Linked DNA regions of Homo sapiens: region 1 is linked to region 2. Evidence: chromatin loops called from intact Hi-C (ENCODE). Cell type or tissue: heart left ventricle. All regions are shown on one strand. Each heading gives the region's core, and the rest is flanking DNA. Links, peaks and the distances in the headings are about the cores only.

What was found. A loop is a pair of places that touch in the nucleus more often than their neighbours do. Peaks named below come from ENCODE experiments on the same cell type or tissue, not always from the same donor. Only the 100,000 strongest peaks of a DNase experiment are listed, where the experiment ranks them.
Region 1: a loop joins it to region 2, with 2.1 times the contacts of the local background. A loop is called at or near these places in 3 of 110 quality-filtered maps.

The regions. Positions count from the first base shown.
Region 1 is chr3:162,190,688-162,199,038 of GRCh38, reverse strand. LOC107986048 (a long non-coding RNA gene) reads left to right here and starts at 4,267. Exons shown (of 3, transcript XR_001740570.2): 1 at 4,267-4,383. In heart left ventricle, for the core only: no CTCF peak of the experiment used is centred there; no DNase peak of the experiment used is centred there; H3K27ac peaks cover 687 bases.
Region 2 is chr3:162,130,698-162,139,048 of GRCh38, reverse strand. No RefSeq gene overlaps it. Among named protein-coding and RNA genes, the nearest start is that of OTOL1, 640 kb to the right of the region's middle. In heart left ventricle, for the core only: no CTCF peak of the experiment used is centred there; no DNase peak of the experiment used is centred there; H3K27ac peaks cover 1,663 bases.

The DNA of each region.
Region 1 (8,351 bases), core at 298-8,297, 60 kb before region 2:
GTGGTGTTAAATGATATGATGCACAAGAAATATAAATTGTTGCATACACTGCCTGGCAAATTCATTCAGCTAAAAATAATCTCTGAAATCCAGTTTAGGAACCAGGAATACACAGATGTATTAGACATGGTCTAAGTCCTTAAGAGATTTACAGTTGACTGCAAGAAAAAAAGAATTATAAGCATATAAATATAACACAATGAGATGTTTTTAATGATAATGACATTACAGAAACAGAGATGATTAGTATATCTAAAATGCACTTTAGGTGTACTCAACCTAAGGAATGAGTACACCTAAAGTGCATTTTAAAAAAGAGTAAGATAACAGCTATATTCATAGTTGCAAAACACTGTTGACAACCAAAGTGTCCTAAAAGGTGAATGGATAAAATGAACTGTGGTTCATTTATACAATGGAATGTTATTTATAATAAAAATAAATGAGCTATAAAGCAATGAAAAGACAGAGAACCCTTAAGTCAATATTGCTAAGTGCACTAAGCCAGTGTGAAAAGTTACATACTGTATGATTTCAATTATATAACATTCTGGGAAAGGCAAAACTATATACACAATTCAAAAATTCATGGTTACCGAGTGTTGAGGGAAAGATGAAGGTTGAATTTATGAAACAAAGGGGATTTTGAAGGCAGAGAAACTATTCTATGTGATACTGTAATGGTGGATACAAGACATTATAGATTTGTCAAACTTCATAGATGGTTACAACACAGAGTAGACTTTAATATACGCAAACTAAAAAAGAAATCATTTAGAAAGGTGGGAGACCAAAGAAGGAATGTAAACTGTGACAAAAGAAGAAACTTTATTACAAACATATGAAACCAGCTCAGTAAAAGGAGTGGGAGAAAAAAGTATTGACCTAAGTAACTGCGGAAATATGTGGAGTCTGGAAATGAGTGGACCAATAGTAAAAGAAAATGCACATAAAGCTGTATTCTTGTAATTAAAGTTGTTTCCTGTGAGCGTGTGGGTTCACAATTTTGATACTGCTGTTCATTTACATTGGAAGTGAAAAGTTGAGGAAACGTATGGCAGATGACGGCGGCTAGATTTCTTACCCTTGGAGTGCAAATTTACAGATAAGGAAGGGAGGAATTTAGAATGAATGATGTAGTAATGGGTTAGAATCTAAGACATCAGCATAAACTCATGTTTAGTGTAACATATATACACATGTAGTCACATCATATATATATATATATATATGTGTAGTTACATCCTATACACACACACACAAACACACACACACATAGTCTATAGGCACATGTGTTTCCTTGTTCTGTCAACTGAAAATACCTGCTACCCAGTAGGACAGAGCACAGATATTGGTTTCTAATATTATTCTCTAATGAAAAGAAACTAGCCTTCTTGGATAAATAGCTGGTTCTAAGTAATATATTTTCCTGTTGCAGAAAATATATAAGGTGAACATAGAGCATCCTGAGGCACCAGAAAGTGAGGACATGCTCAGTAATGAAACAAACAAATGAAAACACTCCTTGGGGAATGTCAAAGGGGCACAGGAGCCAATTGAAAAGACCTCTCAATGGCCAAAGCTGGAAAACAATTTGGAAAACAAAACAAATAGAATTAATAAAGTAGTATAGTATTATAATCCAACTTACAAAACAAATAATCATAAGTCTATACTGACATAAATGGTTGAATAAATAAATAAGTAAAGGAGAAGTGAAAAAATTCCCATGCATAATAGTTCCAAATTATTTATGCAGAAAAAGAAAGCATCCTCAGCCAGTGTTAACTGATGGCTGACCTGGCAACAACAGGTAGTTCATGATGTCTTCTACTTAATCGAAAGTGATTCCCACAGCAACAGTATCAGACAGGTACTCTCTAATATGAATGAGTGAAACAAAACCAAAACTACACTGTATCTATGTCTGAAAAGAGAAGAACAAGGACAGTGTTTCAATTAAAAAACTGAACATCTTTCTTACCTGGCTGACATAAATGACTGTTGGTTCTTAACTAACTACAGTTTTAGTTCCTATTCACTGCTTCTGCCTCCCGGATTTAAAATAAAAGAGAAAGAGAATTAAGATAACGATTTGTATATTTAGCCTACTTCCTGCCAACACTCAAACCAGAGAAAACTTCCCACTTTCTTAAACTCACCCCCATTCACCTCACACAAACTCAAATGCTGTAACCAGCCTATTCTCACACTTTTTCACTGAGATATCCTATTATTCTCTATGAGGTACCATTTGCTTTGCTATAGTACTAGGACTACAGCTTTGTTTGACTACAGGTATATTCTTCAACGTCTTTGGGTAGCAGCCTTTAACCAGAAGAGAGAAAAGTGGGTCAGGACTACAAGGCAGAAACTCAAGCTATGTTAAGTCCACTAAGATTGGAGTTAATTCTGTAAGCAATAAGACCTACTTAAAAATTTTATGCATGAAATAATATGGCTTGAATTTCCTTTAACATATATTTCCTGGTGAATATATGGTTGATGTTTGTGAGGGATAAAAGAGTGTAGTTTAGGGACAACTTCCAGCTAAGTCCTGAACTTGAGGACAAGGTAAGAATGAAGAGGAAAGTTATGGATTTGAGAGATGTTTATTAGGCTAAAAACCTGCAGTCTGTAGTAGTTGGCAATGAAAATAAAAGTGAGAATAAACAATCAATCAAGGATATTGATAACTGGTTAACCTTGTTATCTCATAATTGATTACCCCTCCCAGGGGTGCATGCATTGCTGATCTGTATGGAAACGGGAATATGAGAACAGAATGGATAAGGCATTCAGAATTAATAATGTGGATGAAAATAAAGAAGCAGAATGCTGTTTCTACATTCAAAATTCTGCTATAGTAATACAGTACCAGGGCTCTACTTCGATAAGAAACATTTGAAATTCTAAGAATGTACAATATTTGCTTACAGCAAGTGTCACAAAAAAAAACCACCAAAAAATGTATGTTTGATTTGCTTGCTGGGAGAGAGACCAATATTTGACAGTTTCCCAGGAAGAATTTAATTCTGTCCTAAATAAACAAAGGTATCTCCTGATGAAAATAAAGATATCCTCAGAATCACTAGTAGTTCTGCCAGACAGAAGACTTCACAAGGGCAGGGTGTGTATCTATCATATGTATTATTTTATTCTTAGCACTCATCATCACACCTCTTGGCATATAAAAGGTCCTTAGTAATTAATGTTGATTGGATACATTGATTAAGGAATTAGGAATTATTCCAGAGGCAGGAATACACAGCAATGGGGCATAGAATGTGCTCCCTAACAGAGGTCAACAAAATCAAAGTCAAGTTGTGGAAAGAGCTCTTTAACAGATGAGCAGCATAAAATAGAGCTATTTGCTGACTTAGAGCACGAAAGCCAGAGAGTGGCTGTAGCAGCAGAGGAATCAGGATGAGGTAGCACAGCTTATGCTAAAAGAGAGTGTACTCGCTCTAGGTTGTGAGACAGAAAAGATGCAAGACAGCAAGTCCCCAGAGGAGAGAAAGGATGTCTGAGTTCATGGATTTTCAACAGTGACAATAAAGCCTACATACTAAGTATGTCCTAGGAAATTGGACGACGAATGAGTTGCAATGGTTTACCAACCAAGATTTGTGGGCTAAGAAGGCACATGATCAACTGGGATATTTTTACCCTGCTGTTTCACTCCCATCCCAGATTCTGGCCAATTCCCAAGCAGTGATTTGTGGCACAGTACAAAGTGTGACAGTCCGTTGCAAGAACATTGGCAACCCAGAGAGGTGATGCCAATAGATAAAGATGAGAAACAATGAGACCCCAAATGAAGAAAGACCCAAAGCTAGGATATCAGTAAAAATGGATTTGTGATGAAAATTAAACTCAGAAAGTGTAGTTTTATGTAAACACTCCTTTATATCTAACTTAATACTTAATTGCTGAATAAATTCATTTCATCATTTCCCTCTAATATGAATAATCTCAAATAACTTCAAAAGGAAAAACATCTGGCTAAATAAAGTGAATTAGTTGCCTTCTAAGAAAAATTATAATATCTGAATTTAGATGCACTCTGTCTATCTTGGGTAAAGGAAGAGCCTTGGAGGCCCAAGCACTCAATGTATTATGGCACCCCCTCCCCACACCCCACCACATACTAACATGCTACCATATGTGATAGAAAATAAAGTTTTTATTTTGAAATGAAGCAAACATCTACATATTCTGAAATAATTTCATCGAGGCTGACTTTTCTTTTTTCCTTTCTTTCAGTCTCCCTCTTTCTCTTGTGTGCACCATGTTGTGCCTGTTTCTGTTGTTTTTGACATGTGCTTAATCAACCATCAGAGTAATTCTCCACTGACTCTCTCCAGCCACTGGACTACAAAGGTAAAGGCGAATTCTCCTTGATGTTTGTTTTTGGAGGGGCCTCACTTATTAAACAGAGAAGAAAGACACTTGAATTTCAAAATGTTAGTTACATTGAAATTTAATACAAACACAGTAGCAAATTAAGTAGTAGGTTTTATAGATAATTGAGAAAGAACATTTAGAAACAATTTCAACCAGTAACCAATCGGCTACTGTTACCAAACAGAGAGTATTCTACTTTTCAGTCTGGCAGAATGCTTTGTTCTCATGTGGACACCATTTGTCACACTTGTAGATCTGTGACTTCCTCAAAATAAACTGAAGCTGCTTTTTCAATGAAATGTGTCCACAAATTAAATATTATCAAACACTCCGTATTAATTTATCTTTTAATTTGCCTTTTGATATTTTTGCATTTATTTGATTTTTCTCCAGCGTTAAGTCGTTTAGTATTAAAATTGACTGGATACTGCTTGTTTCTTGTATAGATATATGGAATAAAATTAGATCTTTTGAGATGAAATCAATACAAAGAAAAACAAAAAAAGCAAAAGTTTATCTTAGAACAAAGAATGTGTACATAGGAAATTAAAAAACAAAACATGTTACCATGAATAAGATAACTTTTTACTATAGAAGTTTTTTTAGATTATAAAAAAATGGTAGATGTAGAAGAATGAACAGAGTATGTAGATGGCAAGTTTTCAGTAACGTCAGGCCAAATCTTCATGTGATATATGTGTATGTGAATGTAGCAGCATGTGAATATTTATGTGAGCTCCCAAACAATGTGCTGAAGGGCAGATAAAGGCTGGAAGTTGTTTGCCATTTTTGACTAAATTAAGGAATGAAAGCATAGTGGTGATACCCAAATTCTAAATTCACTGTAAATTCCATGGATTTTTATTTTGCTAAAAAGTTTGTACTTATACATGTTACCATATGCCATCTCTTATATATGTAAATACAAGATTTGTGCATCATTTTAGAGTATTTAATTTTGGTAATGCTGTAGATTCATCTAGAATTTGATAAAAAGCCATGACTAATCTTCCTAGAAATTTACATTTAAGACACGCTTTAGCATATGCTATCTAAGGATTCATAGTTACTCTGCAGGCTGTTTTAAAGACCCCTGCATTTCAAGAATCCTATATTTTAAAAATCTCTTTTTCTAAAAAATATTTTGATGGCAATGGCCCTCCTTTTGATAAGAGGTAAGGCCCCTGACGGAGGCAATAATAGTAGATCCTCCTAGAACTAGACCTCAGGGAATTACTTTCTGTTAGCTCTGCAGTGAGAGAAACACTATAGCAATGCAAACTGTAGAAAGGGAGCCGTGAATATGCAGAGTATGCTTCAGAGGAAGGTTACTTCTAAAGTCCTTCAGTTAATTGGGTGTTAACTGAGAGAGATATTTTAGTGACTTCTATGGAATATAATTAACAATAAGAGAAATATTCTAAATCCAGGTCTGAGAGAAAGGAAAAAAGCAACCTGGAAGGAAAAATGAAAAAGATGATATTTTCAAATTAATTTAAATGAACTCTGAAAAAAATGCTGATTTTATCAGAAAGAGAAAAACGTCTCAAGCCCACTGTAGTTAATAAAACAAAAACTATGTCTAAGTGTAACTGAAAACATCTGCATGCATGCTCTTTCTAAGACTGAGGGAGATGATACTTCCATGGTATTTGGGAAGAAATCTACTGTTCTGCAGAGCCGGTTTTTGGCTAGAGATACATAATAGAAAAGAATATATTTAGCCTTGCCTAGTTAATAAACCATTAATGGAAAAGAGCAGCAAAGAACTTAACTGACCTTCTGGATCTTGTCAAAATCCTGTCAAGAAAGGTGACAGTAAAAGAGTAACAGAGAGTCAATGACTAAGTGACAAGGGTTGGCAAGATTGATTTTAATGAAATGTATCTTTGAGAAGCTGATTTAGAGAACAGATGTGCTTAGAGTTAGATAACACTTTAAATTCTATTTTTTGATATGCTCTTCTACAGTTGCCAGTATTCTGGTGTCCAAGTTTTTGCAAAGTTAGCAAGGAAAAGGAAAGGGTGACATATTGATGTAGATGTTTGTCTGTGTTGTTGGGGGGGATGCTTTTCTATGCATCCCTCTCTCCATCACTCTGGTTCTTGTGCCTTCAAACACTTAGCCTTTGTGTTTTTTATTAGCTGATTACATTTCATCCTAGCCACACTCACCAATATGCCACATGACAAATATTCTAAGCATATCTCTATTTTGGTGTTGAACATTTCTACATGGAGATATCCTCTAAGTTTATATAAGTATGCATGTAATATTTAATTATATTATTGTATTAGTTTATTTATATTGTATTATTCTCATTTTAAATATTTTGTTATTTTATTATAAAAATAAGTATACACATATAATACACAATGTAATGTATCATGTATTATTTCTAATAAATACAAAGGATTTGACAAAAATTATATTACAGTGAAGCTCAGTTATCTGGAGTTCAAAATTTTAGCACTGAAAATGAACACTTAATCAAAAGTCAAGGAATAAATAAAAATATGTAGAGTCACTATGATAGCCTTCTCAAAAATAGATGTAGTCAATTTATTACCTTTATGAAGGTCTCTATGACGTTCTTTTAGTTCTTATTGACTCTTACTTTTAACCACTTCTAACCTTTGGATTCTTAACAATTCTTTTAAAATGTCAACTTAGATATTAATCTTAGATCCCAACCTATTTTTGTATAATAAGCATGTATTACTCCATTTTCACACTGCTCATAAAGACATATCTGAAACTGGACAATTTACAAAAGAAAGAGGTTTAATTGGACTTATGTTTTTATGTTGCTGGGGAAGCCTCACAATCATAGTGGAAGGCAAAGAGGAGTAAGTCATGTCTTACATGGATGGCAGCAGGCAAAGGGAGAGAGAGCTCATGCAGGGGAACTGCTCTTTATAGAACTATCAGATCTTGTGACTCACCATCACAGAAACAGGAGGGGAGAAATCTGCTCTCAAATTAAATTATCTCCCACCAGGTCCCTCCTACAACACGTGGGAGTTCAAGATGAGATTTTGGTGGGGACACAGCCAAACCATGTCATTCCACCTCAGCCCCTCCAAAATCTCATGTCTTCACATTTCAAAACCAATCATGCCTTCCTAATAGTCCCACAAAGTCTTAACTCATTTCAGCATTAATTCAAAAGTCCACAGCCCAAAGTTTCATCCGAGACAAGGAAAGTCCATTCCACATATGGACTTTCATATGTAAAATCAAAAGCAAGTTAGTTACTTCATAGATACAATGGGGTTACAGGCATTGGGTAAATACAGCCATTCCAAATGGGAGAAATTGACCAAAACAAAGGGGCTACAAGACCCATTCAAGTGCAAAATCCAGTGGGGCAGTCAAATCTTAAAGCTGCAAAATGATCTCCTTTGACTCCATGTCTTACATCCAGGTCACACTGATGCAAGAGTGGGTTCCCAGGGTCTTAGGCAGCTCCACCCCTGTGGCTTTTCAGAGTACAGCTTCCTTCCTGGCTGCTTTCATGGGCTGGCATTGAGTGGCTGGCTTTTTCAGGTGCACCGTGCAAGCCATCAGTGGATCTACCATTCTGGGGTCTGGAGGACAGTGGTCCACTTCTCAAAGCTCCACTAGGTGGTGCCCCAGTAGGGACTTAATGAGGGCTCTGACCCCACATTTCCCTTCCATACTGCCCTAGCATAGGTTTTCCATGAGAGCCCTGCCCCTGCAGCTAACTTCTGCCTGAACATCCAAGCATTTCCATACATCCTTTGAAATCTAGGTGGAGGTTCCTAAACCCCAATTCTTGACTTCTGTACACTGGCAGGCTCAACAACATGTGGAAGCTGCCAAGGCTTGTGGCTTGCACCTTCTGCCATAGCCAGAACTCTATGTTGGCCCTTTTATCTGCAGTTGGAGTGGCTGGGATGCAGGGCACCAAGTCCCTAGGC
Region 2 (8,351 bases), core at 208-8,207:
GAAGAATTACTGGTATCTGGATATGTAGAAAAATGGGAAATACATTCTAAGTGGGCAGAATTCTGCTATAAAATGACAGAGATGAAAAAGCCACGGGTTTGTGTAGAATACTATGAGCAAAATAATAGAGTATAGTGGAAGTTTAGTGAGATAAGTAGATTGTGACAGATTATGGAGGGTCTTTAATGCCCAACTAGTGACGGAAGTTTTTACCATAAGTTGTGTGACCCCTGTCTACCTCTGTAACCCCAACTTACACTGCTTTCCTCATTGGCTCACTGTTCTCAGCTGTATTTATCTCATTTCTGCTCTCTGCCAAATCTCTGTCCTAATTCAGGGCTTCATGCACCGACTGGCCTATGTGCCTGGAATGCCCTTCTCTTTGATCATCACGAGGCTGGCGACTCTCAAATACACAGATCTCAGCTTGCAGGTCACCTCCATAAAGAAGCCTGGCTTGACAACCCACCCAACTATTCATATACCACTACATCCCTGTATTTTAATTCACTACAAAGCAGTTAATGCTATTTCATATCTCTTTCTCTCTCTCTTTACAATATAATCTCGCAGGCAAAAACTTAGGCATCTTGTTCACCACTGTATCCCCAGGACCTACAGGAAAGCTCATTATATATTTGACGAGTAAATAAATGAATACATAAATACTAATCCATTTTCTGACAGAAGAAATAAGAAATATATGGTAGAGAGGAAAAAAGATAATTTTCTCCCAAAGGTAATATTCAGAAAAATAAAATAATGTAAATGTATCTTATGACTTTAGCTCACAAACTACAGCAATTCGATCTACCTTATTCTTTTTTATATTATCGTACCATTTCCTGGACTCCCTTAAATATATTATGAATATTACTAGTTTGACATTGAACTGTAAGTTATTTGAAAGCACAACTACCTGTTTTTCCATTGCCCCACCACCACACCCCAACACACTCACACACGTGCTTATAATACCACACATAGAAACTGCTCTTGAGCATTTAGGGAGAAAAGGATATCAAAGTGGTGAATATCAGTGATATATGACCCACATATAAAATTAAATCTGAAAAGTAGGTATATTTTAGGATTAGCTTGTCTAAATGTTTAGGTGAAATATTGCCAGATTAAATTAATTTCAGAGCATGTATAGAGAATATTACATCTGTAATTAGTAGATCTTAAATATTATCTGAATGAATCTTAACAAGAATTCACAAACCTAGTTAGAATAATTAATATTAGACAATGTCAAAGGCATTTTTATTTTCTGAATATAAAGCATGAGCTATGGGCTCATGTTAGATATTTTTAATGCTCGAGCTATAAACCACCAAAGTTATGCTTTTTGTATGCTGTATTTATTCACTGCCTGAGAAAGGCAAAAGTCAGACCACTGAAAAATTGTACTTTTTTGTAGAAGAACTTTTATCAAGCATTCATTTTGATCCTACTGCAATACTTTATTTTTCTAGGCCTTGATTGGAATCCTTGAAATTCTAAAGGTACTCTCTCAAAGACATTTTTCTGATAAACTATGACATCTAGACTCAAAAAACAATTCATTTTTGTAAATATGTATTCCATTGCATATACGTATTTAAAGACTTTACAATTATACATATAATTATTGGATATAATATATATGCAATTATATTATTATTATCATTGTATATAATATCCTTTATATACATATATAGCCTTTATATATTCTTGTTAGAGATGACAGTGTTCTTAGAACTGAATTATAGTTGTTAGAATTAAAAGCCCTATTAAAAGCCTTCTATACAACTTCTATGATAATATATTCTAATAACCCCTTCAACGATAATATATTCTAATATTCCTGAGACTATATTTGTATGTAATTGTATATTGTACATGAGAACAATATCATGCAGACATTCATAAGTTTCTAAATGCAAATTTAAAAAGTACATTTTCTATGAACTTGCTTATTCTATGTACCTCATTCAGCCAGGCAGAAAGTATGATGTAGGTTACAAGAACTAGAAAAAGGGGGAAAGAGAGAGTTATTGTTTAATGTGTAGAGAGTTTCTGTTTGGAATCATGAAAAAACATTCCAGAAATGGATAGTGATGATGCCTATACAACATTATGAAGGTTCATAATTCCACTGAATTGTACTCTTAAAAATGGTTAATATAATAAATGCTATGTTCTTATATTTTTATCGCTATCAGAAAAATAAAAAAAATTTTAAGTATATTTTATGCTCTTCCAGAATTTTTACAAATTCTAGAGGAGTGGAAAAGCAAACTTGAAAACAGAAAACGTAGTAATCGTCTAGCCCCTAAACAGGATCCTTATTTAACACATAAGAACTACAGGCCCAAGTTGGTTTCCTGTAATTCAAGCAGTCAGCAGCAAAATTGATTCTGATTCAATGACATCCCAACCCACCACCTCTTCAATAGGCCTAAATTGTCAACCAGCGGGGTATCCCAGCAACATCACAAACTGAACATTAAAAACTGAACAAATGATTGTTTCTCCAAATCAGCTCTTCCTTCTGCATTCCCTACTTTAACCAAAAGCACCATTCTTTCCCTAAGTACATATAGCCTCCCACAGCTTATCATCAAGTCCTATTCTTGAATTATCCCCCAAGTATCCTGACTTTTTCCATTTCTTTTTGTTGCCCTGGCCCTGCTTAAAATCAGAAATCGCACCTCACCTCCTGCCGTTGACAGCTCAACTGGCATCTGATGTTACATGAAAACATAGTGTACTCTCCTATTCCATTCCAAAGTCTATCTTTTTGTTTACTTCCTATGAAAACTATACACATTTCTCTGAACCTAATTCTAACATCCCAAATATGGTTTCCTTCCCATATTTTTATGTAAAAATTATTTATTGAATGTCAGGCATGGCACACTGCATTTTTTAGGTTCCAAGAGATTTTATGGTAAGCCAGAACAGATATCAGTCCTGCACTTAGGTAGTTTATAATTATGAGAAACAGACTAATGTTAACCAAGTAATTGTAAACCACTTGAGTGTTATTTCATTGCAAATAAGTTCACTGTGTGAAATGCTGAATTTCCAAATAAAATAAATCATGAGGACAAACCTAAGATTATGGATATTTCAGGATGGTAGAAATTGATGTGAAAAAATAGAACTTGAGTAAGCCTGCAAACTCATCATGACCAAGATATTCTAGATGGTAGTGACCGCTGCCTCCGGAAGGACTAGCAACAGACCAAAGACAGAGCTCATCACCGGGAAGGTGACCAGATGGATCTGAAAGGAGATAAAATAAAAGAAATAGAAGTAAAGCCTATTCAATACACATTTTTCATAAAACTGGAAAACCTAAATCATCAAGTTACAGTGGTGACAATTTAAAAATCATAGGTTAGCCAACTCAGAAATTTCTCATTACTTGAATATGTGCAGTGGGAGAGAAATGCATGTTACAACAGTTTTTCGTTGATGTAAACTAGTGAAAATATTGTTTATATTTTAATATACAATGGCCTCTTTATTTAACTTTGGTCCTCAAAATGAGGAAGCACCTGTAGTATGACTTTTTCTTCATTTTTTATTTGATAAATTAAATTTATTACATTGTGGAATGTGGTGCTAGTACTTCATGTACTTGTACATATTATTTAAGGCAATAATGGTAAGCAGAATGTATTCCTTTTGAGAGCATAAGAACGACATTGATATGAAGCTTGATGAGCTTCAAGACACTGAGATCAAGATAAAACTTGAAGAAATTGTTCATCTATTTTATTTCTTCTAATAAATGTTAATTCCTTCATTATATCAATATTTTTGAAAAATAGGTTAATAATAAATAGTTCACTTTGTATCAACATTACGATGAAATAACTTTTTTCTCCATTTCTAAGTAAAGCAAAAAGAATGTAATCATTAGGAGAATGAAAAAAAGAGTCAAAAGACTCTACTCTTAGGTAAAGAAGGGCTGCAGTAAGAAGGAAGTAACATGTCCAGAATCACCTGAGACTGTAAAGCAAAAGAAGAAAAGAAGGTCACCGAATCTTTTAAATTTCTTAAAATTTAGAAATTCCTTCAATTGCTGTTTATTACATCTGGCAGTTTGCCTGGAGAGCTTTGTGGTACATTCTAAAAAGGGGAATGAGTATAAGTGCGCTGAAGAGTGGGTGTTAACCTCCACACTCACCCATTTGTTCTCTCCTCTATTCAGCCAGATAGAGGAAGCCTCCCAACTGAAGTCATCCTGTGCACTTGCCTAAAAGGTTTCGATGTGGTTCTGCTGATAAGTAGCACTAGCTGGAGAATAGGTGGTAGGAGAAAAGGAGATGTCATGACTGTGGGCTTCCGGCTTCCTGCCCTGTGTCAGAGGCAGTGGTTTTAACAGCAGCAGAGACAACATAGCTCTAGGAGCCTCAGTAGCAGGGTTTTGTGAGCTCTGGATAACACAACCTTCCTGCTCCTGCAGTCAGTTTAAGTAATCGGTTTCCTATATATATTCCGTTTGCCGTGAGAATACACTCGAAAGCACTTGTGGCTGCAGTCTTTACCCTGAGATAACTTTGCCATGAAATCTTTTCCTTTTATTATTATTTTCCCATCACTCTAGTGTATCAACTTTGGAAACAAAAGACATCATTCTCTTCGTAGCATTCTGTTTTAAGTAGTGGTATTTCCGTTTACAAAACATAGTAATTCATGATCGCTGAAAATGTCAAATCCAAGAAAATGTAGCACCCCTACATATGATGTTAACATTGCTCTCGAACAGTTGTTGGCCAAAGATTCATTTGATGAGTTCTATTTTTCTGAAATGGATGATTCTGATGATTCAGATGATTCTGATGTTAGTTCTGTTTATAAATAACTCCAAGAACCATTTGCATATTTTATTTTCACATTGCAAATCAATCAGATTTGCTTCAGCATTCAAAAGCTTGTTTGTGTAAAATTAAATGAGCACTGGCAGAGAGCTGCACTTTTTTTCTAAATGGGAAAAGGGTAAATGTCTGAATTTATTACTACGATTAACTTCCCAAAGTCCCTCAATTCAATGTGTTTGCTTCAGCTGCTCAGAGTGGCTTTAACAATTATTGGTTGGTTGACTGGGAGCAGGACATAACAGTGAATTACATCAAAATGAGCTTAAGATGCCAAGATTTCCTGATGATAATATATTACTAGAAGAAAGATCCAAAGGCATACGGAGATACAAATATTGAAGTGCATTATTGTTTCATGTGCAACCCACCCACCAGTCTCCCATTATCTCCCAAATTTGAGAGATGCAGGAATGAGACAGGTTCTGACATTCTTAGAAAATCTCATGATTGTTCTCTGCAGGTCAGAGATAAAGGGGGGAGATGCTACCATTGAAATATAAGTTTCTGGGACGGCAGAGGACACAAGATAGGACCTCACTACCTCATCACCTGAAGTAGGGTGAGCACAGCTGCTATAATGGAGAACAGGTCCAGAGCAGTCGTCAGAATATTTTGGCCCACTGACATTTTTGGCAGTAGCTAATTAATCACTAGAAATAAAATAGAGGATACGCCTTTTAAATAATTTGTTAATGAATAATCACAGAGAAACACTAGGATTCATGAGCAGACGTCTAATTTCAGTCACCATAACGGAGAGTCTCATCCCTCCAACCAAGTTTCTATTCCAGAGCTATGTCATAGAGCCAAACTCTTTAAATGAAAAACCAGAAGGTCCACTTAAAGAAGGACACTGAAATGCTTTGCCAAGAAAGGTCTGTAAATCTTCCTTAAAGTTTTCCCTAAAGGGACTCAGGCCATTTATCAACATGGCTACATACACACTGGTAAAAGAGAGAATACACCATTCAGAGATCTATAAACAGTGACACTGAGTTGATTTAATTTCTGGGTACCAAAAACACTACTGGAATCAACTGGCCAAAGTTTAGGCTTTTGGAAATTGGCTGATAGAATTATGGCCTGAGTTGTTCTCTCAGTGGACCCAGTGAATTTTTCAACCCATCCTAGGGTAATTTCCCAAGTTGCTGAAAGCAACAGTTGGAATAAACAAATTCATGGAAACCCTTATAACCCTTTATCCATTCTGTTTTTAAGACAGAAACTAAACTCCAAGTAATAGAACAGATTGGCACCTATATGGATAAAGTAACACAGGCTAAATTAGTGGTAAGTTTCTTTTGCTGGTGAGAAGCCAAGAGTAGACATGGGGGTATATAGCTAGAAGGAGATCGTGGGAGGTATTCCCACAGGCAGCCTACTTCATTATTGACCTTAAACATGAACACACTCTCCATAGACAATGTTCCAAATAGCTACTTTAACAACGTTTGACAAAAGTGATAAGTCTGTTTTGCCAAAAGCCCCTGTTGGGCAATATTTTACTTTTATTACCAACCTGTTTTTTGCTCATTTTTCATCTAGCTGCGCTTAATTTCCTTGAATAAACTCATTGTGGTCACTGCAAAGACAATCCCATGATATTAACAAATGAAAATAGTATAAAAGGACATATGTCTTGTTAGCTGTGTTCCTTCAAAAGACTTCAGGTCCTAAGACAGAACCCAGAGTATTATTGTGATTAAATGAAAACCACTCAGAGGAAAGAAACAATTTTAAAATGTCGCTCAAGCCATCCCTGTTGGTTTCAATTGCCCAGAAATTCAGCAGTATGAAGCTGTAGCATATGGTTTTGTAACCCTTAGTGCTGATATCATAAGCATCAGCCAAGGTGTTAGTTAACAAATAAAATACAACAGTCCAATTATTCCAACAATGCCAATAAATATTGAGAAATAATAAATTATTACGTCTCCAGTGCAGCATTTACTTGTGATATGCTGTCTGAATTTCACCAAATTTTAAACATTTATTGATTTTTAATAGTAAGTAAGTCACATACATTGTAAGTCCTTATAGTAAATATTTGGCTGCACAATATTAAAAATTAAAATAATTTTCTATTGGATTTATGCAGAATTTTTAAAGAACAAAATATAGAAATAATAATTCAGAAAGAAAATTACAAGTTTAACCAACCACATGAAACACAAACTCCTTGGATAAGGATTATGAAACATTTCAGAAAGTTAAAAATATACTTTAATTTGTGTATGGATACCTACTTCATTTCTGCAGAATGATTTATTCTTGCTCAGAATTGAAATATATTATTTTAGAAATGATTTGGACTCTTGAAAATAATGAAATGTTCAATGAAGCATTTAAAATTATAATATATAATACTACAGTTATATTATAACTATACTATATATATATATAATGTGAGTGTGTGTGTGTATATATATATAGTCTCAACTAAGTCTCAAGTATCTTACAGGGCCTTTCTCATATGACAGCCCATCTAATCCTAACAACTCTGTGAGGCAAGTAGTATTTTTGTATTTTACAAATGATAAAATTAAGCCTGAAAAAAATACATCAGCTTAAGTAATTTGTTTGAGATAGAAATTTTCGTAGAATAGAAAATATGTGGGCTCATGTCCACATGACCAGGACCTGCCAAGTTCATGTAGGATATAAGACTGTTGGATTTTTTCTTTTTGTCCCTGATTCTTTCCCAACTCATTTAATCATTATAAAACCCCTCTATTTGCTTTCCTTTCCCTCTATCTGCATCTTCTAGGGTGTAAATGGAATGGGTTAACATAGATAATTGGCTCACTATAAGCTGAGCTGGTTTGCAAATAGAAAACTTTTATTATTTTGTGAAAACAAACATCTTGATCAGGAAATAGACCAATTGAAGACCTTTCCTTGAAACACTGCAAGGATGAGTTTGAAAAGAAATATTTCTTGCTCTGTTCCTTCCAGTCACTGTTGCATTCATCAATAAGAATAAGTTTTAAAATCTCCTTAAAAAGGACCTTATAAAAAATGATTTATAATTTTAAAATGTATTTAAAATCATAGATGCCCTGAACTCTACATATGACACAAAGTAATATTACTTCACTAAAGTCATACATGAGAAATAGAATTTTAATATATAAATAAATTATCTTAATAGTAGACTTATCAGATCTCAGTTTGCTGCTTTGTTATGCATAAGCTGCTATTTTATTGCTTTGATTGCTTTTCTAAAGATGATTTTCACACAAATGATAACAAGTGCCTTCAGTTACAATCGGCACATAATAAATACTCATTATACAGCATGAATACCTGCCATTGCCCTCTGTTAAACTACCATCAGTAAATAGACCCTAGTCACCAGAGTACATTTCTCCTATTCACCATGGTGGCAGTTTCAAACTGTGCATTCTCAGTAGGTGTCATAAGACAAGAGGCTTCTCAGCTTTGTGGCAGGATAATGTTTATTACATCATGGCA